2 separate regions of the Homo sapiens genome follow, and region 2 is linked to region 1. Evidence: chromatin contacts called from ENCODE Hi-C or POLR2A ChIA-PET data. All regions are on one chromosome and are shown on one strand. Each heading gives the region's core, a stretch centred on a gene start or an enhancer-like site at or near the end of the contact. The rest is flanking DNA. Distances are from core to core; before and after follow the strand shown. Region 1 overlaps ZNF407 (zinc finger protein 407). Region 2 overlaps ZNF407 (zinc finger protein 407).

What was found. A loop is a pair of places that touch in the nucleus more often than their neighbours do. ChIA-PET counts read pairs that join two places held with the same protein, here RNA polymerase II (POLR2A).
Region 2: a map of PC-3 shows a loop between it and region 1 (2.8-fold over the local background). The contact joins two enhancer-like sites. A Hi-C loop is called at or near these places in 1 of 168 maps with a recorded cell type or tissue (PC-3). POLR2A ChIA-PET finds 5 or more read pairs at or near these places in 1 of 52 experiments (OCI-LY7).

Annotation. Positions count from the first base shown.
Region 1 is chr18:74,744,872-74,747,571 of GRCh38, forward strand. All of the region lies in intron 3 of ZNF407 (zinc finger protein 407), which reads left to right. Among named protein-coding and RNA genes, the nearest start is that of ZNF407, 150 kb to the left of the region's middle. Within about 2 kb of position 1,365, at least 3 of the 41 ENCODE cell types and tissues checked have a DNase peak (open chromatin) inside an H3K27ac peak, as active enhancers do; they include PC-3, where a contact is called at or near this core.
Region 2 is chr18:74,896,894-74,899,593 of GRCh38, forward strand. All of the region lies in intron 7 of ZNF407 (zinc finger protein 407), which reads left to right. Among named protein-coding and RNA genes, the nearest start is that of ZNF407, 300 kb to the left of the region's middle. Within about 2 kb of position 1,283, at least 2 of the 41 ENCODE cell types and tissues checked have a DNase peak (open chromatin) inside an H3K27ac peak, as active enhancers do; they include PC-3, where a contact is called at or near this core.

The sequences.
Region 1 (2,700 bases), core at 115-2,614:
TACCATGGATGGACTGGTAGTTTTAATTTTTAAATAAGGGAAACTCCTTGATTTTATAGCTTTACCATATATAGCTTTACCATGTCCATCCATGGTAAATCTGTAAAATCGAGTAGGGAATAATGATATTACTCAGCATTTCTTAGAGAATAGGCAATGAGATGAGAGAAGGAAGGGACACAACACGTATCGTAGTGCATTCAGACTCACCTGAAAGTCACATCTGTTCTCAGTTGGGTGGGAAATACCATGTAATGAAAACATTCTTAAGATCAGTTTTAAAAAGGCAACTTAATAATTGGTTATCTTGTGGAGAATCATAAATGTACACCTAGGATATGAATTAAAAAGTTCCTAGGATTGTATGGATATTTATGTATTTCTTGGTATTTAAAAGTTATTTAGGAAGAGTTATTTAAAAAAGTTTTATGGAAAGTAAGTCATTAGATGGAAGTTGTCTAACTTGGACAAAAAGGGCTAAATATTGCTAATTTCTTCAGAGGCAAAAAAAAAAATATTCTCAATCTCACCTGACAAATGTGAAGATCAGATGTGAAGGATTTGGAAAATACTGTAAATTTAGATGCTGTTAAAGCATAAAGTTTATTTTCCTCATCCTTTCTATTCTTGCCTTCTTTATAAAATGTAATCATTTGGTATTGTGGTTCCACAGAGTTTCAGCTTTGCTTGAAACTATCTTCTTGCCTTTGCCTATGTGTTTGATTTTAGTAATTGAACTTACGTATTTGTTTTATGTTAGTTGCTTTAACATACTTTCTCCATCAATTTTGGGAAAACAGAACAAAATGCTGCAGGTGGTGAGGATATATGAGGAATATCAATATGTATAAGTACGCATTTAGAGTAGCTGAGAGTCTAGTTTTGCCTCATTTAGGAAACCGGTCTTATGGTTATTCATCAGTCTGGATGTCTGTTGTAGCGTCTAACTCCAGCTCTGCCAAGGATCCTGCCTCATACGAGGAGTCTGTATTCATTTGCTCACTCTGTCTGTGTATAGCAGCCTGGGATTTCTTGCATATCTCTTCTTTATTAGTTGGTTTATCACTCCAACTTAAATACAGTCATGTGCTGATAAATGATGGGGATATGTTCTGAGAAATGAGTTAGGCGATTTTGTTACTGTGCAAACATCATGGAGTGTATTTACATGAACTAGATGATAGAGCCTACCACACACCTAGGCTAGATGGTATGGCCTATTGCTCCTAGGCTGCAAACCTGTCCAGCATGCGACTGTACTGAGTGCTGTGCGAGTGTACCTAAACATAGAATGGTACAGTAAGAGTACAGTACGAAAGATAAAAAGGGGTGCAGTTGTATCTGTGCAGGGCACTGAATTGTGAATGGAGCTTGCAGGACCGGGAGTGGCTCTGGATGAGTGAGTGGTGAGTAATCGTGGAGGCCTAGGACATTACTGTACACTACTGTAGATTTTATCAACACTGTTCACTTAGGCTACACTAAATTCAATTTAAAATTTTTTCTTTTTTAATAAACTGTATCTTACTGCAAGTTTTTCACTTTATGAACTATTTTTTAAAGTTTTTGACTCCTTTTTGATAACATTTTGCTTAAAACACAAATATTCCATAGCTGTTCAAATGTATTTTCTTATATCCATATAAGAATGAGAATATTCTTATTTTTTCTATCCTAAATTATTTTATTGTTTTACTTTTAAAACTTTTTTGTTAAAAACTGTGACACAAACACATTAGCTTAGGCCTACACAGGGTAAGGATGATCAGTATCCCCATCTTCCATCTCTGTATCTTGTCTCAGTGGAAGGTCTTCAGGTGCGATAACAGTTGTGGAACTGTCATCTGCTATGATAACAATTCCTTCTTCTGGAAGGCTTTCTGAAGGACCTGCCTGAAGCTGTTTTACACTTAACTTAAAAAAAAAAACGATAAGTAAAAGGAGTACACTCTAAAGTAATGACAAAAAGTATTATATAGTAAATTTATAAGCCGGTAACATAGTTGTTTACTATCATTATCAGTTACATACTGTTAATAATTAGTTATGATATACCTTTATATGTTTGACAGCAAAGCTTTATTTATAGCAGCATCACCACAAACGAATAATGCACTGCACTGAGATGTTTGGATGGCTATGAGGTCATTAGTCAACAGGAATTTTTCAACTTCATTATAATCTTACGGGACCATTGTCATATATGTGGTTAATCACTGATTAAAACATTACATGGTATGTGACCATATGTAATATTTTTCTTGCTCACATTCGTTTCTAGTTTTTTTTTCATTTAATTATGTAACTATTTCCTCACTTTCTCTTTTTATTTCTTGTTGCAAAGGAACATATCATTAACAATTAAGTATTTACCTGCTTAAACAGAAAACAGAACCGTGATTTCAATAAAAATACCTTGCATCCAGTCATTTCCGGAAGGGAATTACATGGTATTCATAATGCGTAATACATTTATTATGATTTGTAGAATATATGCTGAGAAAAGGAGAATGTGTGAATTGTGAAAAATTATTTCCTCATAATGACTTGACTTGGTTGATTTATGGTTAAATGTCATTTAGTACAACCATTGAGAGGCTTTCCTGGATTTTTTTTTTTTAAGACAAGATTTCACAAACTTTAAGTTTGGCATGTTATTAAATAACTGAAGAAAAATCTAAGCTCAGCAGAATTTCAAAC
Region 2 (2,700 bases), core at 33-2,532, 150 kb after region 1:
TTGAGTTCTTCCTGAATGAAATATTTCCTAGTTTTCTCTGCCCATTTCATTAGTGAATTTTATCTCATCAGTTCTAATTTTTTATTTGGTTTTGTATTTTGTATAATGTTTTTTATCTAGTGTTACTTTCATATTCAGCTTGCTTTATTCATAATTTTCTTTCTTGCCCTCTAACACACAAGTACATAGGCTTTTTAAAATTTTTGTTTTCAGCCTAAGAGGCTCTGTGCTGATATAGCACAAGCATTTACACTAGGTCTTTAGTTAACATTGTTAAATTTTATCTTAAAAAACAAAACAACCTTGTTTAAGTAAAAGATCTTACAAACTTGAAAACAAATAGATTCCATAGCATTAAAAATTATAAATTGGTTCACATGTCTTTAAAAGAAAAAGAATCAGAGATCCTACTTTTTGTTGATCAGTTACAAATAAGTTGCTTTGTTTGTTGATGTAGCTTAAATAGGCATTGGGATCACAGATTAATTAGAAGAGTCATTTTGAACACAAAGTGACCATGCATTCCGTCTGCTATCTCTTTAAGTAGAATCCAGATAAACATGTTTATTAAACCTGCTGTTGTTGAATCGCAAATCCAGTCATTATAAAAGGACCAAAGCTATCTTTGGGGATGGTCTTTCTACAAGGAATTACTATGGACAGTCCCTTGGGTAGTAGTTAGATATATCTGTATATATTGTGGAAGAAAGAAAGGCCTTAGAGATGAAAAAAATAGAAAATTTTTTTTTGGGCAATAGTCTCTTGCATAATAAGTTATTCCTTAGACACTAGAGCTATTATCAAACAACAAAACACTTTACTATGTAACTATCTATATCTTCCAGCAATAGAAGCTCATACAGTGTAGCTTATTAGGAAAACTCTCTAATCTCCAGGAGGAGCTGACAGAAGTCACCTATGCATCCCTACAGTGTGGGGTTGGATGTAGACTCAGCTGTGGATCTGAGAGAAAATAACCCAATTTTTGCAAGTACTATTGGTGGAAAATAGCAACGACAGAATAACTTTGAAGTATATAAAAGTTTGTACTTTATGTACAAATCAGTTTTCACTAATTTGGTCAGAGTGCTAAGATACTAGTTATTTCATTTTATTTTCAGCTTCTTTGTTTCCACATATTCTGAAATATTGCCTGTCTGGAGCCTGTAGAAAAAATGTGAAAGACAGAAAGACAAACTTTGAACATTTGGAAAATGGTGATGCCGTCGTTTTTATGAAGCAGAGGAAGACAGAGCAGCTTATGTATCAGCGTGTCTGACTCATTCCACTCCCTCTAGGCATAAGATGCTGCCTTCTGTGTGGTAGCATTTATTGTGTATATTTTGGCTCATCCCTAAGAATTTCTTTAAGACAATATTATATCTTTTATAAATTTTACATCTTTGTCTTCTTAATTAGGGAATGTAGCACAAATTTTTTGTTGGATTTTTTTTCCTATTCATATTATTTTCGTACTTAACTACATTTATTAGAAGTTCTAGAAAAAGAACTACTTCTGAGGTTTTGTTTTGTTTTGGTAAAACAATGTTGCACTGTTGCCAGCTGCAGAACTGCAAGTGAGCAATAATTCAAATAAATTAGAATTCCTTATTCAATAACGCAGTGTGTAACCTGATACTTTTCTCTGTGGAGAATTTTAACCTAATATTAATCTTTCCTCTTTAAACTTTAATCTCTTATTTTTAATTATTATGGCCTGAATCTTTGTAAACAACCTAGTCCTCATTTTGTATCTTTAATATTAGCTAGGGCACCATTTGGAGATCTCTGTGTAGGTCTTGAGTGTATGTTGATTAACTTGACATGGTATTTTCTTTCAGTACATTTTGTTTCTTCATCTTAAATTACAACTTTTAACACATACATGAAATGTCATAAAACAAGACTTTTTTCCATTGAGAGAAAACATAAATTTCAAATTTTGTGCTTAAATATGGAAATTAATATTTTGGATTGAAGTGTCTGGGGGGAAAAGTGGTTGACATTTGAATTTCATAAATTTGTTCCAATCTAAAAACCTCAGATATCTTTGAGTTAAAAGTTTAAGACTCTGTTCCACTCTGCACTCCCAAATTATACTTTTCCTTTGATTTCAAGTTCTCTTTTTCACTCGGACAAGCCTGGATTGTAGGTCACATGAGATTCTGTGGTAAAAGACAGCAGGAAGTCTGTGTGGGTTTCTCTCCACTGTCCATGCTGGATGATCTGTTTCCCTCCAAAAGCAGTAGGGAGCCAGTGGAGGATGTTGAGCAGGAAAATGACATAATCACACTTAACTTTGCAAAATCACTGGTGCAGTACAAATAATGAGTCAGAGAGGGATCCAACAGGAGACAGGAGACCATTTAAAAGACAATTGCAAAGGTACACGCAGAAAATCACCTTAAACTAATGCTGTGATGGAAGGGCAGAGAGTGGCAGGTGATGGGAAGGTGAACGAATGGATCTGTGGGCCCAGTGAATGGACTGAGGGGAGGGTGACAGAGAGCTGCACGCCATCCTTCGGGTGTGCTGGTCAGGGCTGCTGGGTGAGTGACCGTGCCAGTCAGGGAGGTCCTCTCTCCTGGAGGAGGATGTCCTTTAGGAAAAGGATGGTCTGGGATGAGCTGCTTATGAGATGCCCATGTGATGTCCAAATGAAACCAGGTCAATAGGTGTATAGTTCCATACTAATCTATG